2 separate regions of the Mus musculus genome follow, and region 2 is linked to region 1. The links are chromatin loops, found by intact Hi-C in ENCODE. Cell type or tissue: heart. All regions are shown on one strand. Each heading gives the region's core, and the rest is flanking DNA. Links, peaks and the distances in the headings are about the cores only. Region 1 has its middle 60 kb from the start of Ppp3ca. Region 2 overlaps Ppp3ca (protein phosphatase 3, catalytic subunit, alpha isoform).

Region 1 (15,711 bases), core at 2,495-10,494:
AAATTCTTGCTAACCGAAACCAAGAACACATTAAAGCAATCATCCATCCTGACCAAGTAGGTTTTATTCCAAGGATGCAGGGATGGTTTAATATATGAAAATCCATCAATGTAATCCATTATATAAACAAACTCAAAGACAAAAACCACATGATCATCTCGATAGTTGCAGAAAAAGCATTTGACAAGATCCAACACCCATTCATGATAAAAGTTCTGGAAAGATCAGGAATTCAAGGCCCATACCTAAACATGATAAAAGCAATCTACAGCAAACCAGTAGCCAATATCAAAGTAAATGGAGAGAAGCTGGAAGCAATCCCACTAAAATCAGGGACTAGACAAGGCTGCCCACTTTCTCCCTACCTTTTCAACATAGTACTTGAAGTATTAGCCAGAGCAATTCGACAACAAAAGGAGATCAAGGGGATACAAATTGGAAAAGAGGAAGTCAAGATATCACTTTTTGCAGATGATATGATAGTATATATAAGTGACCCTATAATTCTACCAGAGAACTCCTAAACCTGATAAACAGCTTCGGTGAAGTAGCTGGATATAAAATAAACTCAAACATGTCAATGGCCTTTCTCTATACAAAGAATAAACAGGCTGAGAAAGAAATTAGGGAAACAACACCCTTCTCAATAGTCACAAATAATATAAAATATCTTGGCGTGACTCAAACTAAGGAAGTGAAAGATCTGTATGATAAAAACTTCAAATCTCTGAAGAAAGAAATTAAAGAAGATCTCAGAAGATGGAAAGATCTCCCATGCTCATGGATTGGCAGGATCAACATTGTAAAAATGGCTATCTTGCCAAAAGCAATCTACAGATTCAATGCAATCCCCATCAAAATTCCAACCCAATTCTTCAACGAATTAGAAGGAGCAATTTGCAAATTCATCTGGAATAACAAAAAACCTAGGATAGCAAAAAGTCTTCTCAAGGATAAAAGAACCTCTGGTGGAATCACCATGCCTGACCTAAAGCTTTACTACAGAGCAATTGTGATAAAAACTGCATGTGGTATAGAGACAGACAAGTAGACCAATGGAATAGAATTGAAGACCCAGAAATGAACCCACACACCTATGGTCACTTGATCTTTGACAAGGGAGCTAAAATCATCCAGTGGAAGAAAGACAGCATTTTCAACAATTGGTGCTGGCACAACTGGTTGTTATCATGTAGAAGAATGCGAATCAATCCATACTTATCTCCTTGTACTAAGGTCAAATCTAAGTGGATCAAGGAACTTCACATAAAACCAGAGACACTGAAATTTATAGAGGACAAAGTGGGGAAAAGCCTTGAAGATATGGGCACAGGGGAAAAATTCCTGAACAGAACAGCAATGGCTTGTGCTGTAAGATTGAGAATTGACAAATGGGACCTAATGAAACTCCAAAGTTTCTACAAGGCAAAAGACACCGTCAATAAGACAAAAAGACCACCAACAGATTGGGAAAGGATCTTTACCTATCCTAAATCAGATAGGGGACTAATATCCAACATATATAAAGAACTCAAGAAGGTGGACTTCAGAAAATCAAATAACCCCATTAAAAAATGGGGCTCAGAACTGAACAAAGAATTCTCACCTGAGGAATACCGAATGGCAGAGAAGCACCTGAAAAAATGTTCAACATCCTTAATCATCAGGGAAATGCAAATCAAAAGAACCCTGAGATTCCACCTCACAGCAGTCAGAATGGCTAAGATCAAAAATTCAGGTGACAGCAGATGCTGGCCTGGATGTGGAGAAAGAAGAACACTCCTCCATTGTTGGTGGGATTGCAGGCTTGTACAACCACTCTGGAAATCAGTCTGGCGGTTCCTCAGAAAATTGGACATAGTACTACCGGAGGATCCAGCAATACCTCTCCTGGGCATATATCAAGAAAATGCCCCAACTGGTAAGAAGGACACATGCTCCACTATATTCATAGCAGCCTTATTTATAATAGCCAGAAGCTGGAAAGAACCCAGATGCCCCTCAACAGAGGAATGGATACAGAAAATGTGGTACATCTACACAATGGAGTACTACTCAGCTATTAAAAAGAATGAATTTATGAAATTCCTAGCCAAATGGATGGACCTGGAGGGCATCATCCTGAGTGAGGTAACACATTCACAAAGGAACTCACACAATAAGTACTCACTGATAAGTGGATATTAGCCCCAAACCTAGGATACCCAAAATATAAGATACAATTTGCTAAACACATGAAACTCAAGAAGAATGAAGACTGAAGTGTGGACACTATGCCCCTCCTTAGAATTGGGAACAAAACACCCATGGAAGGAGTTACAGAGACAAAGTTTGGAGCTGAAATGAAAGGATGGACCATGTAGAGACTGCCATATCCAGGAATCCACCCCATAATCAGCATCCAAACGCTGACACCATTGCATACACTAGCAAGATTTTATCGAAAGGACCCAGATGTAGCTGTCTCTTGTGAGACTATGCCGGGGCCTAGCAAACACAGAAGTGGATGCTCACAGTCAGCTAATAGATAGATCACAGGGCTCCCAATGGAGGAGCTAGAGAAAGTACCCAAGGAGCTAAAGGGATCTGCAACCCTATAGGTGGAACAACATTATGAACTAACCAGTACCCCGGAGCTCTTGACTCTAGCTGCATATGTGTCAAAAGATGGCCTAGTCGGCCATCACTGGAAAGAGAGGCCCATTGGACTTGCAAACTTTATATGCCCCAGTACAGGGAAACGCCAGGGCCAAATAGGGGGAGTGGGTGGGTAGGGGAGTGGGGGTGGGTGGGTATGGGGGACTTTTGGTATAGTATTGGAAATGTAAATGAGCTAAATACCTAATAAAAAATGGAAAAATATATATATATATATATATATATATATATATATATATATATATATATATATATAAAAGAAAAAGCCAGGCTAGATGGTAACAGCATCTGCTTAGTACAGTGATACAGTAAAGCATTGATTTTTTTTTAAATTTTTATATTTATTTGTTTACTTTGTGTGGGTGCATACAAAATATTTTTCATGTGGGTCTTGGGGGCACATTTTAAAGAGGTTATTCTCCTTATCCACCATGTAGTTTCAAGAGATCAGACTCAGAATATCATGCTGGGTGGAATTTCTTTTTTACCTGCTAAACCATGTCACCTGTCCCTGGACTTTTTTTTTTTTTTTTTAAACAAGAGCTGCCATTTGTCCCAAACTGCAGGAACTGCAGAAACAAGTTGACTCTCAATATTTCCCAAAATCAATGAATCTTTTCTTTTCTCTCTGTGAGAACTTTTATCTTAAATGCAATGGTCAAAACAAGGAAGCCCTGTTTAGAAACTCAAGGCAGAGCCAAGGCACATATTGAGATTAGCGATCAGTTGGCTTCACCTTGCCTTGACTTCTGTTTTTCTCATTTGTTGTCATCCATGTGTTTCCTCAAGCAATTTCCTAAAAACAACATTTTTATGACAGTTCATATTCCCTGCAATTTCCATCCAGACTAATGTACCAGTGTGCAAATCAAATTTTAATATGATCATGTACATTATAATAGGAAAAAGGGAATGGTTATTCAATAAGTGTGGCACACAATTAACTGTTAGGGCTCATTCGCATTATTTAAAACCTGTGCAAACAAACAAATAAACAACAGAAAAAATGAAAATGAGAGGATGGATGGGAAATGAAGAGGAGTGAAGGGAACGAAGGGAAAGGAGAGGAAAAGGCAAACAAGCAAGGAATTGGGAAACTGGCACAGCATCGTGGAAAAGCTAGTATTCTTTTTAAAGACTCCTACTTTTTAAAAAGCAAAACAAGTTTTTTAAGAAACTACAATTAAATAATGGCCTGGGGTGGATAGGTGGCACATCAGAGTACTTGTTTATCATGACCAGAGTCTCTGGGTTTGATCCTAGTATTCAGAAAACAGCAGTAGCAAAAGCAGAAGTAGCAACAATAACAGAAACAACAACAGCAGCAGAAACAGCATCAGCAACAGCAATCACAAAAACAACAGCAAAAACAAAACCAAAACACCCCCAAGTCCAAATCAATAAAAGTATTTAAAGCTGAGAAAACAAAACTGGTCTGTCAAGATCAGAACATTAGTAAATAGCACACCATTATGTGAGAAAATGTCTATGATAACTACACTAACTAGGGGTTTAAGTGCTGCAAATGTAAAGGTTTCCTAGAAAATAGCTTTAAGAAAACAGTTGTAGAATTGTTTCTAGTTTTGGGAGGTCAACATTGAAAATGTGATGAAATGTTTCCTTTTCTTGGGATAAAGGAAACTAAAAGAACATGCCACTTGAACGTAAACTTAGAAAATCTAGAATGTATTATGTAACACAAAGAATTTAGACAAAGAAAAGTAATATTCACCTGTAATATAAATTGTTAGAAAGCATTTAAATGATTGGTCATATTTAAAGTAATATAAACCCACAATTGAAAGATCAGGTTTGTATAAAGTAATAAAGACCTTTGTGTTCAACTATCCAATGAAATATAGGAAATCACACTTGTGGCTCTACCTGATATGCATTAATTTAGAAACTGGAAAAGGTGCCAAGGCCATTTTGATTTCTGTTAATGTTTGAGGAGGATTGACGTCTTGTGATATTAGAGACATACAATGTTTTCAAAGAATATGTAACATAGCAAAATCATTATAATTTAATACTAAGTGACCAAAGGAGACTAATGCCATTTCTCTCTAGCAACATCCTAGCTGGATTGTGTATCACATGACTTCAATTTTGTAAAAACACATCAATTTATTTGTAAAATCAACATAATTTCTAAAGTGTTATGATCATTAGGACAAAGTATCAGTCAGAAGCAACTCAAAGGAAGAGAGGTTGATTTCGGCACATGGTATCAGAGGTAGTCCATCATAATTGGGGGGGCACAGTGGAGCAGCTCAGTCTGTGGCAGAGTGACCATGAGGTGTTGGTTGCTTGCATGCCAAAAGATCAGGAATCAGAGAACAGGACCCAAACGGAGGTAGGTTAAAAGAACAAACAACAACAACAATAAACAACAACCTCCAACCATGTACCCCTAATGACATGTGGCAGCCAGGACCAGGGTTGCAAAGGTCCTATAGGCTGTAGAAACAGCCCTACTAGCTCTTTTTTCCACTGTTTGTGGAACAAGTACTCAGACCATGAATTTGTAGGGGCATTAAAGATCCATATCAGAACTAATAAATATAAATACACATACGAGTATAGTCTAGTGGAGCAAATGCTATGTGCAATGTGTCAGAGGAATTAAATGTGAGGAACTTTTTTGTGCTTTTGCATATTTCCCCATTTATTTCTATGATGGTTTATTTTTTATATTTCATAAGAGACCTTAAGACTTTCTCTCATTTCTGTATGATACTTGCAAAGCTCCAATCCCTATCTTTGCTACAACTGTAGATACCTATTAGCCTTCAAAGACACTACTCTCTTTTAATGGTCTCACTTTACAACAACACGTAATAGCTTATCATTTAAGAAAACTATCATGTGGTACTTGGGTTGAACCAGCCATAGGATGGCAGGATGTGGCTGCCAGAGAGTGCTGTGTATCTTCGGCAGGAACCACATCCTCCTCCCACCAGTTCTTTTTATAGCTAATGGCAGTGCCTAGGCTTCTGGCACTAAAAAAAAATTCACATTTTTAAAATTGATCTCATATCCTCACTTTTTTTTTTCCGTGAGCAATTCGCAGGATAAGCTTAATACAGAACATAGGGTATCCTGTTTATGAGAACAGTAGGTGTTAGGGATTCAAATAACTACGTTTACTTAGCTAAACTGGATAAATATGAGCAAGCTGTAAGAATAACAATCAAACAACAGTTGCTTGTTTTGTTAGAAATGATCCATCCTTTGTTATCTCAACGGAACCCTCAAAATTCTTGTCTGTTAGACTATAACTTACAAAGATCAGTCATGCCAAGGTCTAACCTGTTCTAACAGAACAATGAATTTAGCCTTGCTCACAGTAGTCTTTTGTTTTGTTTTGTTTTGTTTGTTTGTTTTTTGTTTTTTGTTTTTTTGTTTTTTTTCTTCAGGCAGGGTTTCTCTGTATAGCCCTGGCTGTCCTGAAACTCACTCTGTAGACCAGGCTGGCCTCAAACTCAGAAATCCACCTGCCTCTGCCTCCCAAGTGCTGGGATTAAAGGAATGCGCCACCACCGCCCGGCTGTAGTCTTAAAAGCTCTCGGGTCTTGTATGTTATACAAAAATAAATACTGAAACAGGTGTCCCTTGTGGACATCACTGGATCAAGATAAGTTTTGGCTTCTTGCTCATGTTTACATACACAGAAGATTAAACGGGAGCCTTAGCTCCTTTAAATTGACAGCTACCCTCTCTTTGGGAAATTGGTACCTATGAAAGAGCAACTTCCATGTTGTGACTTTTCTGAAGTATATTCTAATGTCTGAGCATGTGCAGAAACAGCTACAGTTTTGATGAATTGTGATGCTATAGAACAGCGATACACATTTAAAAGTCCAATATTCTCATGGAAAAGGCAAACAGATATAATTTTATACAGTGATGTTGAAATGAAATCCATTTATTAGACTTACTCAGTAGCAACAAAATCTTACTTCCCAAGGTCTGCAGTTGAAACTGTGGATCACCGTTGGGCAGCCCATGAATTGTGAGCGCTTAGAAGCTGCCATCTGTGTGTAACAGCCACACCCTGGGGTTTATTACCAAGGTCGTTTTTATGACTTTCTACAAATGTGCTTTGTGTCTCTGAGATGTAGTTATAAATGTTCGACTCTGTCTGGAAATCCACAGAAGGTCTCCAAAGGAAACCTCAGGGAAAGTGTGGAAACTGCCCCAGGTAAGAGAGGCGGAGAGAGTGATATACAGAAACTAGAACAAAGTTAAATAAGCAGAGGCAGGACTGGAAGCCTGGTCAGAAATGAGAAACAAATCACCTGTGTTTTGTCAACAGTGGCTTGGCAGCCAGAATAGGAAGGACAGAGGAAGTTAAACCCATGCTGGTGTCCAGAAGTCAGCTACAGAAAGTGAACCTCTTGGGCCAGATGGTTTTATGGCCTTTGTAAACAATAGATTTGCATAATGCTTCCTCAATAATTCTGTCAGGAGCAGCAGTGAGCTTGAAAACAATGCCCAACTGTGTGCTTTCTGAATGGTCAGCTTTCTAAATGCCCAAATGCGCATAAAGGGGAAATTGGGATGCTGGGTAGAGGATGGAGTTGGTAAATAAAAGGCTTACTCAGGCCAGTACGAGCAACTACTAGATGTCCCAAATGCTGATGCTCGGAAGTACTAGGCTGCTCCTGATGATCATATTATAAGCTGATCATCAAAGTCGGGGGTGGTGGGGGAGGGCTTCTCCGATTTCAGGCTTTGGAAGGTTTCCTTGTTTGCACTGATTTGTAGCTTCCTGTGACTTTTAATTCTGAGGCTTGGCTGGCTGCCATCTGCTTCCTTCTTAAGAAGAATCAACAAACCAAGTTGTTTTGAATTCTTTCCTACTACACACGTGCATCCCTAATGACCTCAGGATGTGGGACCTTCACAGGCTGGAATATAACCCTCTCTTTCAACAAGTTGGAAATCCTCATCGAACTCCTCCATCTCTCTATTTAACCTGACAACAGTTGGGTGATTGCTCTGTTGGCAACTGTAGATTTCTCCTGCACATAACCTGAAAAGGAAATGGCCCATGGAATATGGTATCAGTGATACACTCACCAAAACAAGGCACAGTCTGCTCCATAACAAGGTGATGGTCAGATACTGTTCTGAAGGAAAGATTGACAGATTCATTGGCCTTGCTTAGACAGGTAACAAAGCCCATACAACAGAACTTTAAGAACTACGAAGACTGGCAAGAGAGAGCTATGGAGTCTGCTGACATGATGAGCCTACTGTGTAACCAAGTCCTTATAGCACATTGTCTTATGCTCCAGAAAATGGGAAAAGGCCACAAACCATCTGGAGCGATCCTCTATCGCCTGGATTTCAAAGGAGAGCAAAAAGAATAAATTAAAAAAAAAAAAAAAAGAAAAGCACATTTAAGGAAACACTCCTGATTTTTCAAAGTGGGTACCCTGGATTAAAGTGTAAGAAAATTATAGGGTACACACGAAATATCATCAGCTCTGTTTATTTCACAGGGTAGCAGGTTGGGGGTCTGTGCTAGTCAGCTTTTATTGTCAAACTGATCTAATCTAGAATGATCTGGGGAGAGGAAACTTCAATGAAGAATTGCTCAGATCTAATTGCCCTGTGGCTCTGCGGCCAGATCCAGGAAAGACAAACTTGATTGTTGTAGGAGGACCCTGGGCATCCCTGAGGACTTTACATGAGCCAAGGACTGATCCATAAGCAACATTCCTCCCTGATTTCTGCTTCAGTTCCTGCCCTCCTGTCTTCTCTCAATGATGACCTGTGACCTGGAAGTATAAGCTGAAGTCATCTCTATCCTCCCTTACATTGCTTTTTATCTGACTGTTTTATCACAATGATAACGCAGACAAGAACAGGGACCCTACGTTAGTTTCCACAGTGATGCTGTTCAATACAAAACACAGCAGGCATCACATGTAATATAAAATTTTCCTGTATCAATGTTAAAGGTGAAATAAACCATGTGATTAATATTATAATACAAATTATTGAGTTCAATAAATATATTTTGATATATTTTATATTATTTGTATTAAATCTGAAATGTAGCACCTATGTGAAAATGTATAACACATCCCAGCTTGTATTAGACACAATAATCCAGCTGGCTACCAGGTATATAAATGTGTATATGTATATGTACGTATATATATTTGATATATATTATCTATCTATCTATCTATCTATCTATCTATCTATCTATCTATCTATCTATCTATCTTGGTATTACCAGGGACAACTCAGTTCCTTACCTGCTCCAGTGCATACATGAACTATCATCACTTTGTAGTCTGATGGATATCTTCATTGTTGGGAAATCTGCCTATCCCCTCTTCTTGTCTTGAAACATGTTGCTATTTTGGCAACATATTCTTGCAGCTGTCAAGACAGAGGCAGAAGGCAGGCAGAAGGGCTTCTCTGTTCATGGGAATGTGTGCTTTCTCTAGGAAATAATACAAGGATTTGGAATAATGCTTGAGCTTGATGAAGCACAGTCTTGGGTCTTCCATAACATCATGAAAAATGACAGTATCACCTGTTCTTGTATACAAGAGCATACTTGCATACATGCTAGCAGGAGGGACCTACAATCTCATAGATTAACTTTTGCTGTTTCTGCATTATTCTGATTTATGGTCTTTTGAGTCAGGAAGAACAAGGTTTTTCAACAAAGGAAATAATAACAAAATTCAAGTGGGAAACCAAATCTTAATTATAAATAAAACATACCAATTTAAAATAAAATCAAAACAAAAACCAATACTAACAAAAAAAAAAACCATAGAAAAAGCAGCAGCTTTCTAGTCCTGAGCTGTTCAAAGCCTGAATGGGATCCTGAGATATATATATATATATATGGAAATATTGTGCTATTATGTTTCTTAGCTTGCTTTTTGAAAATGCCGTCATGTTATTTTAATTTAAATTTTTCCATTATCAACACAGATGACTTTATGTCTGTATTTGTCGTAATTTAGATTTTTCCTTTTGTGACTTTCTGCATTTTCTCTCTAAGTCTTTGACATTTTTTTTAAAATCCATTTTGGATACAACTAACCAGATGATTGTTATTGTCCATGTGTTTTTATACTTTCTTTGTCTCTGTATTTTTAGTGCGTTTTGGGAAATGTTCTTCATTTTAATTTAGCCTGCACTGCCAAATTTCCTTTCTACATTTCTTGCTCTTTGTACATAAAATTCCTCCCTGTGCTGGAGTCATGAAGCTATATCCCATATTAATATTTTATTCGTTTACTTATTTATGTGCCTCATACCTAAATATTTCATGCCTCTGGAATTGACTTGTATGTGGGAAGGTAAATAATGATTGGAGGCATCGTTTTGAACTGAGTATTGTGCGATGCCCCCAGAGGCCAAACCAAAATGTAGTCACTCATGCTTAGTGCTGTCAAACTGAAGCTTAGAGGAAGTTGGTAAATCCACAAACTGAGTAGTTTTCCCTAAAAACAAGAGATTTGAAGCACACAGTAGGAAAGAGTCTTGGCAACTTGGACAGGCAATGGAAATAACTTAGATATAAAAGAGAGGGGTGGGGAGGTAAAGAATCACAATTTTTGATTACTTTTTCCTTTTTTTTTTTTTAAATGTGAGCTTATTTGTGTGTGCATGCATTTAGAGACCAGAGAGCGGTCTTCAGAGTCCTTCCCTAACAGCAATCTACCCTGCTTTTTGAGTTAGGGTCTACCAGTGTTTAAGAATTAGCCAGCTAGGCAAGGCTGCTGGTCAGCGAACCCAGGGATCTAGTTTTGGGAGTACCTGTTAGGCAATCCCTTATGTTGCTTTTCTTAAACATGGATTCTGGCAATCCAACTCAGGTCCTCACACTTGGAAGGCATGCACTTGACCAACTGAGACGTATCACCATCATTTCTTAATTTTTATTTTATTTATTAGAAGCAGTTTCATGAATTATATGATTGTTTCCCTTTTCCTCAACTCCTTCTAGATCCTCCCCACCTGCCTACCCACCCAACATCATGCTTTTTCTCTCTTTCAAACAAAACAATAAAAGTATCTTTTTCATGCTATTTTGTTATTCTGTCTCTGCTCAAACCACCTTTAAAAAAAATTGTTCTGCTGTGCTCAGTGGTCTCCTGATTTTAGATGGGATGCTGTCTGCTCTATGAATCTCTAAAGCCAGTAACATCTTCCCAATAAACTCAGTAAAATCATGGGTTGATCTTAAAACTCTAACTGTGCTTGGTAGTTGTGGTTTGAATGTGCTTGGCCCAGGAAGTTGCACTATTTGGAGGCGTGGCCTTGTTGGAGTAGGTGTGGCTTTGATGGAGGAAGTGTGTCACTATGGGTGTGGGCTTTAAGTCCCTCATCCTAGCTGCCTGGAAGCCAGTCTGCTCCTAGCTTTCTCTGGATAAAGATGTAGAACTCTCACCTCTTCCAGCACCCTTCTTGCCTGAATGCTGCCATGCTGCCTGCTATGATGATACTGGATTGGACCTCAAAATCTTTTAGTGAGCCCCAATTAAATTTTGTCCTTTATAAGAGTTGACTTGGTCATGGGGTCTCTTCACAGCAATGGAAACCTCAACTAATACACTAGTTGAGCACTAAATTGTCAGAATACCCTCGACAACCACTCTTTCTGCACCTCCTTCTGTAGCAGTGGCCTCTCTTTCTGCACCTTCTTCTGTAGCAGTGTGGCCTCTCTTTCTGCACCTCCTTCTGTAGCAGTGGTCATCCTGAGCATGCAGCCTCTGTTTTCCATTCTGAGGTTTTTTTGTTTGTTTGTTTTGTTTTTTTTTCCTTTTGACTTTTGTTGTCACTTATTCTTTTCAAGTAAGTTTTAGAATCTATGTGTGACTTTTCAGAGTGAGTATGCCCATTTGGAAACAGGTCTTGATAGTTGTTCATAAAGGTCGTTGTTCTTTGAAGTCTCTCCAAACATGCTTAGGATGGTTTTGTTTCTTTGTTTTCTGACACACAGGATCAGATTGGTGATCCCATGCATTTCAAGGAACCACTCTTATACTGTACTGTATTTTAAATATTCTTTAATGTCTCTGTTCAGGTGATCCTTTGAGCATTTTACACAATGCATTTTGATCATTTCATCTCTGTATCCTTCCCATTAGCTCTTCCCAGATTCACCCAACTTTTACACCCCTCTTAAACTTACCCCCTCCTCCTCCTCCTCCTCCTCCTCCTCCTCCTCTTCTTCTTTTTCTTCTTCTTCCTCTTCCTCTTCTTCTTTTTCTTCTTCTTCCTCTTCTTCTTCTTCTTCTTCTTCTTCTTCTTCTTCTTCTTCTTCTTCTTCTTCTTCTTCTTCTTCTTCTTCTTTTTCTTCTTTTTCTTTGTCTTCTTGTATTACCCACCACATTCAATTTGTGCTGATATTTCTAGGCAATGGGCAATTTACTGTGGTGGATTCACCCTTAAAACAAATGGTTTCTTGGCCATCTTCCATGAATTTTTAATAGCTCTTTATGCTAGAATGTTGGCCAATTTGGCCTTGCACAGGTCTTGTATAGGCAACCACAGCTGCATTGAATGCAGAAGTACAGTTGTCCTCTCATGGCCAGAGACAATGTTTTTTCCCATCCTCCTCAACCCCTGACTCTTATAATCTTTGTGCTTTTGTTTTAGATTTATTTGTATGTTTATAATTGTGTGTGTGTGTGTGTGTGTGTGTGTGTGTGTGTGTGTGTGTATGTGTGTGTGTGTATGCATGCATGAGTTCAGGGGCCTGTTGTGGCCAGGAAAGCACATCAAATTTCCTAGGAGCTGGAATTACAATGGTTGTTAGCTACCTTGTATGCTAGGAACTAAGCATAGGTTCTTGGCAAGGGCAGAATGTATTAATTTGTTTGATTGATTGATTGAGTCTTCTTTCATACATTATACCCTGATCATAGTTTTCCCTCCCTCCACTCCTTTCAGTCCCTCAACCATCTCCTTGCTTTGACAGATCCACTCTTCCTTTGGAAAAGTCAGACATCCCAGGATGTCAACTCAACATAGCATAACATATTACAAGAAGACTAAGTATCTCCCCTCCTATCAAGGGTAAACAAGTCATGACAGTAGGAAGAAATGAGTTTGAAGAACGAGCAAGAGTCAGGAACACTCCCTAATCCCACTGTTAGGAATCCCAAGATACTCATTCATAACATATATGCAAAGGACCTAGCTCAGACCCGTACAGGGTCCATGTTTGTCCCTTTAGTCTTTGTGAGCTTCTATGAGCCCTGCTTAGTTGACTCTGTGGGCTGTGTTCTTGTGTCCTCAACTTCTCTGGCTCCTACCATCCTTTCTCCGCTCTTCTTCAGGGTTCCCAGAGCTCCTAATGTTTGGCTGTGGTCTTTGTCACTGCATTTATCAATGGCATCCTGTGTTCTTGTTTGCTGGACTACCTCACCTGCCACATCAGGTTTGCACTCTTCTTACTACTTATTCTGTGTTGTTATTGTATATTTTACTATGCATTTTAGCTTTGTTAGCATTTTCCTCGTGAATATTAAGGCTATGCAGTACAATAAAATAAACATTCTTCAGAGAAGCCAGGAGACTCCAACAATGAAAGTATTAGGATCAATGGATTTGTTACAGTTTTTCCATCATAGAAAACAGAGTAAAGGCAACTAGCCTCAGTGTTCTCTGCTTTGTACCATTCTAGAGAAGAGCAACAGGAAGGTGAGGCTTAGCTTGGACAGGGTCAGATCAGACAATGCCTGAGTTCCTGCCTGCCTCGAGAGTAACTTGCTCCTAAGAGGCACAACCCCCAGGGTCCCTCATTGCATTGGTATGCTTTTGAAGAATGTTAAAACCAAAAGTACAGAGCAAAATAAATGCTGCATTTCTTTTAAGAATAGTAAAGACTATTCTTGAACTTCTATTTTCTAATAATTTATCTGTTAATTATTTAGGGGGCTTAAATGTGTATATATACACAGACTTTTCTATGCTTAAAATGGGGTTGAATTCCAATAAAACCAGTGTAACTTGCAAATCTTCTAAGTCAAAGCACAATTGGTGTACCTAAGCTTTTCAATGTCAAAATGCACAATGCCTTGTATCATGGAGCAGCTGCAGCATCTGCTACCCACGGACTGATGGAGAGCTGAGGATTATTTCTGAGGATCCCCAGCCTCATGAGAGTATTCCCATAGTGTATTGCAACCAAGGAAAAGATAGAAATTCAAAATTGGAAATGCACTTTGCACTGGGTAGATATTGCTTTCGTGGCATGTTAAAAATGAGGAACTGTAAAAAACCAATTTATCATCCACAAATAATGAAAGGTTTTGTTTACCCATTTAAAACTCTGACATGGAATCACGACCCTATCTTTTACAAAATTTGGATTTGTGTCAGGGTCTTCTGAGGTTGCTCTGGTTGTCTTCACAATCACTGTGTATCTGAGGCTGTCCTTCAAATTTAAATTCTTCTGTCTCGGGTTCTTGAGTAGCTGGGATTATAACAGTATACCGCCATCCCTGGCTGTGAACTTAATTTATTTGCAGGCATGCTGTGTTTATTGGTGTAACTGATTTTTTTTTGTATATTATGTAAAAATAGTCTTTGTAGACATACTCTATCTTGCTTATGATTTCAAAGGGAAACCTCCTGAGGTTGCACCTTTAACTGGGATGATTCCTAGGTTTTATAGCACCTTTTATCTTGCATTCATTTTATCTTTATTCACGTATCATGAAAAGGTTGATTTTTATGTTTTTAGTCATCTAATAGTAATATCACTTCATGTCCTTTGCTTCTTTATTAATATGATAAATTGCAACTTTTCAAATATTAACCCCTGATTCCTAAGATTTAGGCAATATAGTCATAATGTACTATCCTTTCCTGGCCATTTGCCTGAGGAACTAGAATTCTGATCCATTAAAACATAAAACTGCATTTGTGGCAGCATTTTGTTACAAAATGGAAGCGACTTGTATTCTTTGGTTTGCACAGGTCAAGTCCGTGACAGTACACTGCACAAACAAGAGGTCCATTCATCCAAGTCTCCTTCACCTACATCTATGGTGTCATAAGGATTTCTCTGTTCCTAACCAATATGGAAAAAGAACAGAATGGTTATGATTACAGATGCATCTGCACAGCATTCCTTTATGAAATGGAAGTGGATAGCTTCCTTATTTAGGTTGGTGCTGAAAGAGAGGGATGAAGTGAAACCCATCGAGTAAACTGAACCAGAATAGCCATGTGCTTACCTACCTTTTGTAGAACAAAAGAGGATTTGAAACAAATGCTTGGTAGTTTATGAACAATAGCTATCCTTTGCTTTAGTGGTTAGTGATATGCAATAAAGAAAATTGTAAAATGGATGCCCAGTGCTTGTGTACTTACTATATATTAAAACCTTTGATAATGGGATCATATGTATCCATGTGTCTTCTGTTTATGATCAATAAGGCTATTATTAATAATTAAGACCACAAAAACATTTTACTACTTGTTACTGGTTACTTTTCCTTTCAAGCCCCTAATATTGTACAGTGACTCATGTGCAAAACATCTGTGATAGTAAACATGGAGGTTGCATTTGGTTTCAGTCCTATGAGCTTCTTGTTAAGTATGATCTTGTTATCTTTTGGAGAACTCAAGTGGACAGTCATAGAAACCAATGCTACATTCCCACTATATTACCGGTTCCAAGGTGTGACAACTGGATAGACATCATTATACTTCTACTCTCTGCTCATTAATGAGAGAAGCATGTTTATTCAGAGAAATTGGTATTTTTTCTTCAGGTTTACATTGGCCTTCCTTGATTTCAGTCTTCTTTCAGCACCTCAATTTGTGGAATGGCAAAATGCCATTGTGTCCTGTACAAACATTCTATTGAATAGGGCACACAGATTATGAATCATATCTTGCAACAATGGGCTTATGTCTACAACACTCAGTGGTGTTACCACATCATCAAAGAAAAACAAAACAAAACAAAAAACCAATTGGCCTAACAGAATGATTGGGAAGGATAACTGGGGGGCGTTTTATGGCTCCTGATTAAATAATTGCCAATTTACA
Region 2 (15,711 bases), core at 3,338-11,337, 93 kb before region 1:
GGTAGAACATGATGGCATTTGCAGCCAATGTCATTAAAAACTGAAAACTCGGGCTTCTCTTACAGTAAACTAAAGTAAGTCAACCATATGTTTAGTCCATTCATTACTAATTGTAATTGTAGTAACTGTCAATAGCATACATAGCACAAATGCAAATGGTTGGATGGATGGATTCATGTATGAGGTGGGCAGATAACAGAAAAATCATAAATTTATAATTAAATTTTACACATCAGAATTTTTTACTTGTAACCATTGCTTTGAAATAATGAAAGGTGCTTGTGTTTTATAACACCACACTATATTGCACATGTAGTAATGCTGCCACATAAATGAACTATAAATTAATTTAACTTTGACCACAAGAAGTCTCCTTTTTTCCTTTTCTTTTCCTTTTTTTTTTGGTTTTCTTTGTTTTATCACTGTGATCAGCCACATTTGCACGAGCTTCACCATATCATCAAGACCTGGAGAATGTGGCTTCATGGCAGAGCATTTGCCTAGTAGACATGAGACCCTGGATCCAGCCCCCCAGGACAGTAAAGCAAAAATGAATAAATGATCACACTGGTGTCTACACAGTCCTACAGTTGATGAATTAGAATATTTGCAGTCCTCTCGTTAGAAGACTTACATTTGCCCAGATTAATGACTGGCACTGAGCCTGCAAATCTGATAAAGATAATGGTCGTTGCCTTGCAAAACCGGAAGAAACAAAGTAAAGTAAATAAATGTAACAGGCGATGACAGTGAATACAGTCTATACAAGTCATTTGGGTCATAAGAATCAAAGACGCTAAACTATCACCCCACTGGGTGATATCTAACAATCTAACTAGCAAAGATCAATCTACATACAGATTAAAGTTTGCAAGCTGTCAAGTCAAACTGAGAGTCTATAGTTTGTATTCTCTGTATCTAGGAAATGTGAACCACGGTAGCATTGTAAAACATTGGAAAGGTTATACAAGATCAGTCAGAAAACATGTTTGGATCAGAGACTCGCAAAGCCTTACCTCTTTCCTGGGGATTTCCTGACAAAGGGCAAGATCAGCTCAAAATGTAAACTGTGGTGACAGTCACGGTCTACTGGTGAGAGAGAAACGGTCATGGAGACGGGTCAGTTGTTCTTTTCTCACATAATTCTGAAAATCACTATAAGGCTCATCTAATCATTTCACATGATGCTCTTAAATGTTACTCCGGATTATACTGTCTGCGGGCTTCCCCAAAAAGAATGGATCCCTGGATAACTGAGTCCTCCAGGGACAAGATTAGCACTGCACCTATCACTAACTATTGAGGAAAAGAAAAAAAGTATTAACTTTAAAACGCCATTTTTAGTGTTTTGTTCTGTATAGTGGACCAGGGATAGGAAGGCTCTATCTGATTCTGAGAAGATCAGACAGGAGAGGCTTGGAAAAAAATAAAGAAATAAGGATTTTTTTCCAACTGAAAAACAAACAAATAAATAAATAATTTTGATAAACAATTTAAGACACTAAGATTTTACTTTTAAAACATTTCAAACATTGTGTTACCACCATCCAAGACAATGTACTCTCAGATGCCAACAAGCTGAACATTCTGCAAAAATATATACTTATATTCAAATAGTTTTATATAAAGTAAGTCTTACACACATACACACAACCTCTAATGTCACATAAAGCATCAACAGTTTTTAAGTGTCCAAGGTTTACTGAAACTGCAAAAACCTGACTGATGTAATAACATCAACATCCAATAACAACACAACATTCGCTGCTTCCTATCAGGCCATCCATATCACATATCACAATAAAGTTGTGAGCCACGAGACCAAGTGAAGACCATTTGAGACCCAAGTAACACAGCTAAAGGCAAGGCAACACCGTGGATGTCCTTCTAGAACGCCCCCACTCTTTAAAGAGCATTATTGTACACACCTTACATAGTGCTCTCTCTTTACGCCGAGTTGGATTTTTAAAAGCAGTGTTAATATTTTAAAGTCATATGTGAAACCAAAGGCAATTATCAATCATCAAATTAAAATAAAACAATGTAAATTAATAAACATTTGCTGAGCTCAAGGTCCATTTAATTTAGTTTGGGCAATATCTTCTCTTTCAGCTCCAAAGATGCACAACTGTAAGGCTTTTCTTCGAAAGAGAAATTTCACTGGTAAATGGTAAATGCTCCCCAGACCTAGGAATCAAACGCTGTTGCCTGCCTCAGAGTAAGGAAATGTTAAGTCAAGTCTATAAATGCTTGAGTCTAAACCAAGGACATTAATTTACTCAGTTGTTTGTGCCAGAAACATTTCCTGAGACCTTGCCGAGATAAGGTAGCAGCTCTGTCATTAACTAACTGTGCAGCCACTGTCACTGAGTGACAGGTCAGTCACTCAGTTTGATCCTCTTTAAATGTCGACGTATCCTCATCTTGAGGGTACTGACTGGCATCAACACTCTAAGAAAATCAAGCTGCAGTGGTAAGTCATCATAAGGATTTTAGTATCAGATAAATCAGAAGAAATGAGGGTCAGCTTTCTAATTAGCATAAATCAGCTGTATAGCAAGAGCTACAGCTGTCAAAGCTATCATCCACATGCCCAAGAAAACACCCATTGCTTGATTTTCTGGATCTTGGTCAGTTACGTTAATTACAGTGATTATTTCAAGCTCCATCCATTCACATTTCAAAAATATTTTTTAGAAACTTATTTATGGTGTGTGTGTGTGTGTGTGTGTGTGCGTACCCCATAGTATGCACTCATGTTAAAAAGAGAGGCCAAATTTCTGGAGGTGGTCTTCCCCTTCAACCATGTGGATCAAAGGGCTGCCAAGCTTTGTCCCAACTGCCTTTATCTAATGAGCCACTTCACCAGCCCTGTTTGCTGGTTTGCCTAGCACTATGCTGTCTTCTGTAAGTAGAAGTATCTTCTTGTGACTAAACGTGTGCAGCTCACTTGAAGGGTTTGCAGACACCTTCACTGGGATATTGTAATAATCCTTTCCTAGATTTTACTCCTTAGACTGTCTTTGATTTTACTTACACGGCTAATTACATTTAAGACTGCCCACTGAATGATTTGATGGCTCTCCTGTTATTGCAGTGTTTGGTCACTTGAGGAGACTTCCCAGTGTACTGGGCCTTGCTTCCCCAACTCTGCCTCTTTCTGTGCAGACCAGGGCCTTGGTTTGCAGATGTTAACTCCTAGTACAAGGTCAACACTCCACTTTAGTTTCAGTTTCATTTCCACTAATGAAGACTTTTTTTTTCTTATTTATGGCTTTTAAAATTAATGCAATAAAAATCTGAAAGGAAAACATTGCCTTAAGTACAGGTTTGCTCATCTAAATTCTTCATGCTATGACTTGAAACATTTAAAAGTGAAATGTGTCCACATATCTAGCAGGCTTTAACTAAAAACTTTCAACTAACTTAGTTATTCAACAGGTTCTACAATCTGCATTCAATTACTTAATTTTACTAGCACAAGAAAGAATATAAAAGCACAGTTTCTATCGCGACCTTACATTTTGTAACTAGGGAAACAAATTTTAAAATGCCTAATAAATGTTCCTTAGTTTTATATGCCACAATTTATATAAGGCTGCCTAACTTTTAAACAAACCAGTTAGTCTGACCCAATTTAAAGAAAAACATTGAGGCTATTGACAGTTAACTGAAATGTCAAGCCACTTAAGAAGAAAGCTATTAGTAAAACAAGGGTGAGCTTATTAGCACTTGTGAAAAGCACAATAAATAAACAATGGGGCCCATTCAGAGACCTGAACAGAGACAACAGAAACCAGTTCCCTCCTGGGCAACAGTCTGTTTATTTTATTTGCTTATCAGATATCAGAGCAAATGATCCCATAGGCTTCGACTGGCTTAAAACCATCTCCAGGCTTCCAGGAAGGGACTCTGTGGGTTTCCAACAGGGGGGCTGCTCACAGGATCAGGACAGAACCCTAAAGTATCTGAGGCTATTCAAGGCATCCTTCACTTACCTGCATCTCTAACACGTCCAGTGGTGGTTTTAAGAACAGAGCAGGAAGTAAGGTGCCTTTCCAACAGAACTCTAGAAGCACTAGACAGAAGGTAGTGATATTTTGGAAAAATAGAGCAACTTTGTTTCTCACCTTGGGGAAAGGTATGAAAAGAAAAAAACTGGGCACTCAGTCATAACTGAAGTGTTCTAGAAAACCAACAAGCAACCAAGGCATGCACTGTAAAATGTTCTTTTAATGATGTCATCTAGGGTTAGGCTAACTGATGAAAGTCTCTGTTTCTTTTATAGTATAAACATGCAGAGAAAATTATAAATTCCCCTTTTTCATATAGAAAGAAAAGGTAATGATACTGTTTGAAGAAGATAAAAGACGTGAAATATCATAACTTCCTAGTCAGAGGCTGTTTAGGATTGAACACATTGGCTACAATCCTCTTACTTTAAAAGGGAAGAGCAGCAGGTATTCAAGGGAGGAAGGGCTAATATATCAATAATAAAGGTCTTAACACGGTGTTTCCAGCATCTAACAATAAACTGGGTTTTAATGGTGTATGGATGGTACAACATCAAATGCGTTCCCCCTTGGGGTTTTCTAGGTGCTTTTCATGGCTCTCAAGCGTGACCCCTTCTTCAAAAGATGACGAGATATTGTCCTTCGGTACCTTCAGGTTTCATTGCTGATTAAGTCAAATCATTTCAAAGCTTTACAGGACGCCCTGAGGAGGAGACATGCTGGAATGGCACATTTAATTCCTGAATGTTTGTGTAACCAGACATCCACTAGGGCAGTGGTTCTAAACCGTTCTAATGCTGTGACCCTTTAATATAGTTCCTCCATGTTGTGGTGACCTCCAATCATAAAACCATTTCGTTGCTACTTGTGCCTGTAATTTTGCTACTTTTATAAATAGTGGTGTAAATATCTGATATGCAGGATATCTGATATGTGACTCCCCAGTCCCCGCCCCCAAGAGGTTGCAACCCACAAGTCCGAGAACTGCTGGGCTAGAGGAAAAGGTTTTAACTTTGCCCTGTCAAAATGACCCAAGGCAGTCAACCACAGGTTCAAATTCAAAGCTACAGATTCTGGAGTCCAAGAAAGTTAGCCCTTTGTCCTCTCTGTGGGACAGCCTATCGGTATGCTCTGTTAGGATGGATGGGGTTTCTGGAGTCGTTGGCTGTCATTAATTTAATTGCATACTGGGGCAGCTAATTAGGGAAGGCCCTTTTCAATTTAAGAGATTCTGCCTCAGGTGAGGCTGGAGACAGTAGCCAACTTTCACCTCACACCCCTGCTCCCTTCTGAATCAGAGCTCTGTTCTGAACACCTACTGCTCCTTGGCTGGAATGTGCCCGCCTCCTCCACCGACCACTGACCACAGAGGACCCTAGGGGATGCCACAAAACACAGGGCTCAACTGCTTGGTGGCAAGGCCCCATGAGAATGAAAGCAAATTTTCATCTATGAAACTAACAAGGATGTACGAGCTATAGGAAAAGTATCTATGGCAAGTTATCTATCTATCTATCTATCTATCTATCTATCTATCTATCTATCTATCTACCGGCGCTCTTACTTTCAGGAGGAATTTAAAAGGAAGAGAGTACATGAAAGATCATTCCAACCTGAAAGGAAAGTAGTCAGCAGAAGCAAAACAAAAGAACAAGTCCTCTGAGCTACAGTTCCCTCCCTTGGCTGTACTTCTGGAGGTGACTAGTCCTGCCTTACAGACTGGGTGCTGCCTTCTCCTTCTACTGCCGGCTTTGTTTAGCTATCTGCATTTCCTTTGGCTAGAATTATACTAAGATAAGCAAGATAAAAATGGAGTCCACATCTCTGAGCTAATGCAGGACAAGCAGAAACTGTCCCATTCCTCAACTAAAGAAATACTAGGTATCAATGACAGCTGGCCCTCTGGGTACTGAATGGAGGGGCAGGACTGGAGATGTCTTAAGAGCTCTTAAGAACACCCAATGTTGCCTAACCAAGTATGCTAGTCGAACATCAAAGTGAACACACAGGGATTGAAATACCAAGTACCAGCTCCCCTCCTTTCATTATAAATCAAAATGCCGGCTTCACCTTAATGATATACCCAACCCATCTTTGGTGCAAGACAAAACTTTCTGATGGCGATTCTCCACCATGTCAAACATTTGTCCTGTGCCAAAGGCTGACACTGCGGATTCACCTCCCTGGTCCACAGAAACTTAAACATGAAGAACACTGTCGTGAAGATGACTAATTGACACATACCAGGGGTCAGGGGCTGTTGTTAACTCAGAGAAATAACTCTGACAGTGTAGTGTAACAGCACAAACCCAGAAGGCTACACAGGTCATCAGCTGAAGATGAATCTTTGAGTCCACGGATCAAGAAACCAAGGCCCAAACACTAAGCAACTCTCTGCCCACACCACTTGCTTTGACTATAAAACAAAAGGTTTTGATCTTAATTTCCATAAGGCTCTAAAACGGCCACCTGTCCAGGATCTGAAATGGTAATCCAAGGTCAACTACAGAACAAGTCCCTGGTGGCCACTGTTTTTCTTACATTTCTAGCCCAGCAGATGTGCCTGGAAGCTGGCTGCCTGTGTCAGGAAACCCTCTCCTGAGCAACTGCTGCCTAAGCTTTTTCTCAGACCAAAGAAAGCAGGGAGGCTGAAACCCAAGTCTTGATCGACCTTTTTAAAGACAAACTTCTCATTTGTAAAAATTCTGTTCGCTCTCTAACTCTATGAGTAGAGGTGCCCCAAATACCATTTCATAAGAATCCTTCCTCCCTGGACATCTATTGACTCTGTTATCTAAAAATAATTAACGATAAAGAAAGCACAATAGTTCCTGAGTAATCAAGGGAGAATTTCCGAATTGTATCTTAGCGTTCTGAGCCTTTTCATCTGCTGGGTGTGTCCCGAAACACTTTAACAATACATCTCGAATGACTCACGTCTGTGTTCCAGGGACTCCGGGGTGTGCTACTATTAAGATCCATAAACCGAAAGTCTGGCCTGCAATGGGACATTAGAAGTAATTTATCAAGATCATCTATACTTTTTTCATTGCAATGTCTCCAGCCTAGGGAATTTTTAAAAATGATTTTCTTCCAAGATAACTGTGACAAAAGAGTCCCCGATTTTTAAGACCAGGAAAAACAATAACAACAACAACAACAACAACAACAAATTGTTGAGCAACAGGAGCATATTTGCGTAATGCACCGGCAGTGCCTATAGCATGCTGGGCTCTAGTTTCCTCCCAATGCTACGTTACACAATGTTCATAAATCCCTTCCTATGTACTAATTCAAAATTATTGTGATTTATAAAGTTAGCCAAAGTTAACCTGCAATTATAAAAAGCTTCATTATTCTAGGAAAGTTAGCCTTCTGAAAGGTTAACTTACACACAGATACTCTTGAGATTACAATTTTCACCTTGGGGAAATTAACCAGAAAAAGGAAGCCTGAGTCTTCTAGAAGGAGTTCACCCAATATCAGCTGATTTACTCTCACTCACCTTCCAGACTCAAGAACAAGGCCTTCCCTAGCCATGATTTATTCAAACAGAAGGAGCGAAAACAAAGTTGCTCTTGGTGGAACCCTGGGCCTTCCTGTGGCTGTAGCTGAAAGGGGGCTTTTATTCCTGGGGCTGTTATGAAATGGCAATTCTTCCAACTTGACAATCACCCATAAATAATAGAATACAAGCAACACAATCCTTCCACAATGGGGGCCAGCAGGCTTCTGAAACAGTTGTGCTGTGATGTATATTTCATATAAACACCTGAAGCACAAAGAACCAATGGGGAGGCACCTCAGTCCGTCCTACAGACCCAGGTTGTTCTGGAGTTTGGAGAAAATATTTCAAAATATGGTCAACTCAAGCAGTAGTTACAAAATAATAATAATAATAATAATAACAAGAACAACAGCAATGGCCCTGCCTGGCAACACAGAAGCTAAAGCATTTACGAATGCAGTCTGCCAGGACATTTGGAATGGTTCTTGTTGTACATCTTTCCTAAAGATGCCAAGCCCCCCTCCCCCTTTAACAATGAGAATATGGATTTCTGATATGCTGATTCTCTTCTCTTTGTAGTTTACCTAAGGTTGTTTACTGACCATAACAACTGAGGGATCAGGTCCTCTAATGTGTAACTGAATCCTGGGTGTATAAACACACACACACACACAAACAGAGAGAGAGAGAGAGAGAGAGAGAGAGAGAGAGAGAGGGAGGGAGGGAGAGAGAGAGGGAGAGAGAGAGGGAGAGAGGGAGAGACAAAGACAAAGACATATTGACATAGAAATAATATATGTAAAGCCTATTTTTAAATAAATAAAAAAGATCATGGTACTCATTTACGCCTAATGCTACAACATTCCATACAAAAGGGTCAGTATACAAAGATTCTTTGACTACGAACAGTTAGGAAAACTCACTTGGCATGTTACCTAACACCTACTTCAGATGAAGGGAGACATAGGATGTAGTGTTAACTGTGGCAGTCCTCACTGTTGTGTTTACAGCAGTAAGAAGAAAAGTGTCCCATGATTAACTTCCTGTTTTTCTACATAGAAGTCTACTGCCCACTGCCAAGATTTTTTTAATCCTTAATCATTAACACAATGCATCAAAAATAAAAACAAAGCTTAAGCTCTAAACATGATTTCTCAGTAGTCAGTAATAATTAATATGCCCTATTTTAATATTAATTTGATTCACACAAATTTTAATAGTCATTGCAGAAAAGGACTTTTCTCTGAAGAATGAAATAGGCCATATAAATTCCACTTAAAAATAATAATTTGTTTGATTTGAGAATAAACTTACGTGCTGCCAAAAAAAAAAAAAAACCAAAAAAACCCCCCAAAAAACAAAAACAAAAACAAAAACAAAAACAAACAAACAAACCTGCTTGGAATAACTAATGAAAAATTTGGTGTAGTGAAAGCAGACTTTTTTTTACTCATAATCTTATAGAAAAAATCAGATATTCTTGACAAGATAAAATTTAAATATCAGCAGATTATTTGAAATTCAACATCTTAAGATTTTAACAAATGGAACAGTGAAAACTATTATCTTAATTAGTCACAGCAATAAAATAAATACCTTATCACTTCATGAATTCCTATCTTCCTTATAGCCCACGTACAGGTATAATTCCAACAGAACATGTTATGTTTTTTTGTAACTTCTGAGACCACAGTGTCACATCCTCTGCTTTGTGCTTCTAGCATGTTCCCAACACAGACATAAGCTTTCTCTTCTGTGTCCCTGAGGAAGAGAAGCCAGTTTTGTTGAGTGTTCCTATGTGAAAGGACACTAAGTAGAATGTTATGGTCTCCCTTGGTCTTTATAAGGATGCTTATCTGCTTCAGAGCTTAACCTTAGCCATTTAAAGAAGTATTTAATCATTCTAGGAATGGAAGCCACCTGCAGTCACAGAGCCATTTATGAGGTGTCTGGTCCCCAGTTCACGCTACATGTCTCCATTCCAAGGCAACCGCAACCATGGAATGCCCCTGCTTCAGGACGTTTGTGCTGATGGTGAAACTTAGGTTCTGAGTACACTCCTACCTCATCCGAGCCAGCTAGGCCATGTGGACTTCCAGGGTTCCCTTTCCACTGCAGATGGGCTTGATAACACACAGAAAGTCTCCTTAGAGCTGTCTACACTCAATTCTACCAGGACCTGACTGAGACAGATGCAGATACTTAAAGCCAGCCATTGGACTGAACCCAGGGACCCCTATGGGAAGAATTGAAGAGAAGAATTGAAAGAGCTGAAGGGGATTGCCATCCCATAGGAAGAACAACAGTACCAACTAACCAGACCCGTCAGAGTTCCCAGGAACTAAACCACCAAACAAGGTCCATGACTCCCACTACATATGTAGCAGAGGACTGCTTTGTCTGGCCTCGGTGGGAGGGGATGCTTTTGGTCCTGTGGAGGCTTGATGCCCCAGAGAAGGGGATACTAGAGGGGTGAGGTGGGAGTGGAAACACCCTCTTAGAGGCAAAGGGGAGGAGGGAAGAGGGAGGGGGACGTGCTCACGGAGAGGGGGTCCGGAAGAGGAACAACACTTAAAATGTAAATAAATAAAATAATTAATAAAAAATGAAGGTCATCCTATGTTTAAAACATCTGAATGAGACTCAACTACTAATTTTAAAAAGAAACTACCTGACTTCAGGGCTATAGGAGACAAATGGTCATCATAGGATGATGGGTTAGACAAGAGTCGCGGCAGGAAATGAGAGATCTTAAGCCATCCCAGCCCTGCGGATGCACCACAGATGCCTGAACCTGGATACAGGAGATGCAGCATCTTTGGCATGGGAACCATGTGACCATAAGAGATCCAAGGAATACACAAGCATCACCCAAAATGGAGTCCAAAAATACACAGCTGGTTGCGGTCCTGAGAAGCCTTTGATGACAAAGTGTAGAAGGTACATCTGGCTCTCCTCCCAGCCCCATGCTCCCAGAAATAAGACTCAGACTCAAGATAGATTTACCAGTACCTTGGCCAGATAGCTAGGTTCTTCTCTGACTATATCACAACTTAAAATAACCCATTTATTCTAATCTACATCCTGCCACATGGCTGACTACCTGTGCTCAGGTACCATGCATTTGTCTCCTTACATCTTCAGGTGCCTGGCTCTATCCCAGAATTCTTTCTGCTCCTCCGTGTTCCACTTTCTATTTCCTGCTCTGTGGTGGTGGCCATCAACCCTCTCAGTCTCACGTGAGCGGACTACACAGCTTCCTCCGCAGAAGCCACTAAGTAAACACCTCTAGAAGAACGATCTATTATTAGCAAAATGCTAATCTGTTAGGAGCAAAATCAGAAGTCCTCCGCGTTGCCTGGGTGCGTTAAGACATTAGCAAACATCTTGTGAGTGGCTCTAATGAGAAAAGAGGGTCAGATAACACGATACCAACCCAGCTGACAAACGAGTGTGTGAGAATGAGGGCAGAGCCTGGTCCCAACCATTGTCTTCTGTGAACACTGCATCTGGGTGGGACACTAGGGTGAGGGTGCCAGAGAAACACTAGTTAGAGACCTGGATTCACTGGGAGAGAAAGCAGAACATATCTGTACTTTTAGATGTATTAAATGCCCAAGAATGCATCCTCGATTCTATATGCAAAACTGTGACGCAATCCAGAAAGTGAAGGTAATCAGACATTTGCCAGAGTCTGTGATCTTCAACACTAATTTTGGCAGAGATTAGCGTTGACATTTCAACACATGTTGATTTTCAAGAATAAGATCTTAAAGGGGATTTCTTATTTATCACATTTTAATTAAGTACATATTACCAGACAAGTTACCAAACAATTTAATTTTCACAATAATCCATGCTGTTGGCTGTCCTATAAAGTACAGTGGCGTTGCAACACCTCTCATCATGCATTATTGAAAATGACTTAATGACACACATCTAAAAATATATGTCAAAAGAGCAGAAGGGCACGGGAGAGAAGGCTTAGTTAGCACTGTGTTTGCCTTGAACCCAAAACTCCAGAACCCAAACAAGAAGGAGGGGTGTGACAGCATGTGACTATAGTCACAGCTCTGGGGGAGGGGGGTGGCAGAGACAGGTGGCAGAGACAGGTGGCAGAGACAGGTGGCAGAGACAGGTGGGCAGAGACAGGTGGCAGAGACAGGTGGGCAGAGACAGGTGGGCAGAGACAGGTGGGCAGAGACAGGTGGGCAGAGACAGGTGGCAGAGACAGGTGGGCAGAGACAGGTGGCAGAGACAGGTGGCAGAGACAGGTGGCAGAGACAGGTGGGCCTAGGGTTGCTGGGCAGACTTGTCTGCTTCTTGGTTTCTGGCCAGTAAGAGCCCCTCACTTAGAGAGAGAGAGAGAGAGAGAGAGAGAGAGAGAGAGAGAGAGAGAGAGAGAGAGTGTGTGTGTGTGAAACCTGAAGCATGACACCTTAGGGTATCCTCTGACCTGCACAGGCAGCCACAGACTCCAGAGAATATAAACACTTTCACTTGATTTTTCTCTTTCTTTCTTTCTTTCTTTCTTTCTTTCTTTCTTTCTTTCTTTCTTCCTTCCTTTCTTTCTTTTTTTTGTTTTTTTGTTTGTTTGTTTGTTTGTTTTTTTTTCGAGACAGGGTTTCTCTGTGTAGCCCTGGCTATCCTGGAACTCACTTTGTAGACCAGGCTGGCCTCGAACTCATTAATCCGCCTGCCTCTGCCTCCCATAGTACTAGAATTAAAGGCGTGTGCCACCACGCCCAACTCACTTGATATTTTCACTTGAGCCACACACACATACACACGCACACGCACACACACACAAATGGAAAACCTAACACTAACTTTCAACCCATTCCTATTACTGAAAACCTCCATGCCTTGAAACCACACCTTTAGCAACGTTGACTAGTCCCTCCTTCCATAAGAAGTGCTGCACATGGCACAATGGACCTTATTTGCACTTTTCCAAAGCCTGGCTAGAAACCGCTGGTTCTTGATTCTTGTTCTCAAGTTTAACAGCTCCATTTATGAAGGCAAAACCCGAGTCCATTAAATAGCTATTGCCTCTATGTAAGATCCTGAAACTAGCCTTAAAACATAAAGATGCAGTGCTAAGAACACAGTACTCAAGCCCCATGAATTCCTTCAAGCACAGGGCTGTATTCTCTTGCTTTCTGGCATGACTATTCCAGAAGTGATCTCTTCAGTTTGCCTACAGATTCACCATATCTGTGTCTCTAACATGTTTTGTCTCCTGGAGACTTTATTTCTTCTATGCAAGGACATCATTTGACAGGAACTCCTAAGGCTTGAAGAAAAATAAAACAAGGGAAATAATTAAATTGGTTAGTTCACTGGACATGCCTTTAACTCCAATACTCAGGGGGGATAAACAGAGACGAAAGAGTTCAATTGACAGCCTTGGGTACATAAGAGCCATGCCTGAACAAACACACAAGTAAATGCGTAACAATAATAAATAAATAAGCAAATAAATAAATAAATAGGTGGACAACAAATGTAAATTTGAGCTCTGCTCCGTAATTGTGCCAAATCTTGCAAATCTTTGCAGTTGTGCCTTAGCACTCAAGGTGGACTTGTTCCCAGATCTTGAAGACACCAAGCTCTGCAGGCGTTCACCTTCTTTATATATAAAAAAAATGGGCTGGTGTTTCTATGTAACCTGTGCATATCCTTCCATACAGTCTGAGTCATCTGTAGATTATTTGAAAGGAATACAATGCAAACACTGAATCATTAAAGCTTATTGTTTAAAGAACAATTACAAAATGGGGGCCGGAAGGAGTGGGGGGACCCAAGCTTATACCTATGGCATGTTTGTGGCCCAAAATTCACACTGAAACCCAAGTGTTAAAATGATAGCAAAAGAGGTGTGACCTTAGGAAGATGAGCAGTTCATGAGGACAGAACCGTTGTGACTAGAATTAGTTTTCTTACATACACAGCCCACTGAGCTACCAAACCCATGCAATAGTCAGTTACAGTGAGACATCTCTATGTACAGGGGCCCTTCCCGATACCTCAACCATGCTGGCACAGTGATCACAGACTTCCTGCTTGCAGGGAGGCAGGCAAGCCATTTCTGTTGTGCCCAGATCACAGTTTAAGATGCCTGATTAGAGCAGATTAAGGCACACTGTAACTGGTTTTGCAGAACAGGAAACTGTGACTAAAGAAGGTTAAATAATTTCCTGAGAATGTGCAGTAAGTAGGAGTCAAAGTCACAGCCATGCCCTTTCTCCTCTGGGTATCTTGCCAGGTCTCTTTATCCACTGACATTTCCATGAGACAATCAATGTCACTCATTAGGCGTAACACTGGGCTTGGGGGAGTGAATTACACAACCATGAGAGTGTTCACTGGCCTTTTTGTACAGGAAAGGAACTATATCTCTTAGAATAACAATATCTTAAATTAAGACAAAAGTTTATCTTACACAGAGACTAGGTTAAAGTAAGTAACTACCTTTACCAGGGTAAGACCACAAAATCATTATCACATTTCCTTTTGCCTCATCACCTTATATTACCTGATCACTTTATATTCTCTAGGATGGGACTCTTATTAGTGTGGTCCAAATGATTTCCAGAGCCTCAGCCATCACCTCTATGTTCCATGAGCCAGAAAAGCAATCAGGAAAAGAAATATAGCACCTCTTCCTTATATGGATATATTCTATATGTAACCGTCAACACTCTCATCACCTTACACTAGATAGACTTCACCTCCAGGACTCAGCTGACTACACGGCAGACTTGGAAATGTGTGGTGCCTTCTGGCTGGCGGGAGTGGGGGGTAGGGAAGTGCTAGATCAAATTCAATTCTAGTATTATTATTCCAGAATAAAAGAATGGATACTTAAAGGTAATATCATAGATCTGCATAGGAATTTGCTTGTATTTCCTAATTTATTTCATAATATTTTCGATCTTTCAAACAAGTTTGAGGTAAATAGGATAGAGTCAAGGTAAATTTTTAGGAAGAATATATTACATTTTTCTCATTATAAGAAAAATCAAAATGGCTGATGCAATTTTCCATTTGGGAGCGTTGTTTCCAATGTGTATTATGAAGAACTAATGTTTACTAAATGAAATTAGCAGCCTTACTCCAGAGTCTGCTCACAGGAGACTCCATTACATGATCACTACGGTAAATTTCTACCAATGATAATGTACTTGAGTCTAACAGGTATTTGTTAGCCAAGCTTTGGGAAGATCAAGCGTAAATGTCAAAGTAGAGAACACAAGAAAAAAAAAAAAAAAAAAAAAAACAAAATTGTCAAGAAATTAGGCATGAATGCTGCTTCAGCTACCAAAGCAATCTGGACCTCTGTACATATGAATGTCCCCAGATGCTCGCAAGCATGCCCCAGTTAAATCATCATGACAAGACAGTAACAGATTGGTGCATCTATAGCCTGGGCATGGGCAGGCATCCTTGGACCCTGCTGCTGCCTACAAGTCTGGCTTGTTCCCTGGCAAGTCAGTTTGCAATGATAATGCAGAAGAAAAAAGTGAGATCAACAAAGTAGCCACCCAAACATGCAGGTTTCTTAAAAGTGTTGGAAGAAGTTTGGGGTGGGAGTCCATACAACCCTGGAAATGCCCTGAAAATTCTCTATTTTTCCCTCCTGTCCATGCCCCCATGATGTTCACCCCATCTTCCTTCTCCAACACCTCTCGTTCAAAACCATTTCCAATTTCCCAAAACCTTCTCAACTGTTCATCTCAATGCATTCCATTTGACAAATAACCTAAAACCAAAACAATTGTTCCTTAAACTCTGCACTGGGGTTCCTGTATGCAGTCAGCAGAGGTATGCTGGAGATTGTATCTAATGCTTTGATTCAATCAGGAATCTGTATGTCCAAACACTAAAGGTCCTTGTCCCCATTTGGTTTTTGATTGATGAATAAAGATGCCACCAGCCGATGACTAGACAAAGGGAGACAGGGCAGGACCCTTAGAGTCGCATAGGCTAGGACTCAGGAAGGAGGAGAAAGAAACAGCCATGACTTGGAGACGAAGGATGGGATGCAGGAGCTGAAGGAGAGAAAGCCAACCAGCCATGTGAGAATTCAGGTGGGTGGCCACGGGCCTGGGGTAGCAGGGGAAGGTTTAGAAGTGCCCAGCATTCGAGGTAATGAAGGCATTTTAAAATTAATTGGTGTGTGTGTGT

What was found. A loop is a pair of places that touch in the nucleus more often than their neighbours do. Peaks named below come from ENCODE experiments on the same cell type or tissue, not always from the same donor. Only the 100,000 strongest peaks of a DNase experiment are listed, where the experiment ranks them.
Region 2: it touches region 1 in a loop (5-fold over the local background); 2 of 42 quality-filtered maps call a loop at or near these places.

The regions. Positions count from the first base shown.
Region 1 is chr3:136,601,752-136,617,462 of GRCm38, reverse strand. No RefSeq gene overlaps it. Among named protein-coding and RNA genes, the nearest start is that of Ppp3ca, 60 kb to the left of the region's middle. In heart, for the core only: no CTCF peak of the experiment used is centred there; DNase peaks (open chromatin) are centred at 7,002 and 7,452.
Region 2 is chr3:136,695,897-136,711,607 of GRCm38, reverse strand. All of the region lies in intron 1 of Ppp3ca (protein phosphatase 3, catalytic subunit, alpha isoform), which reads right to left. Among named protein-coding and RNA genes, the nearest start is that of Ppp3ca, 34 kb to the right of the region's middle. In heart, for the core only: a CTCF peak has its summit at 6,514; DNase peaks (open chromatin) are centred at 6,557, 6,927 and 10,767; H3K4me3 peaks cover 525 bases.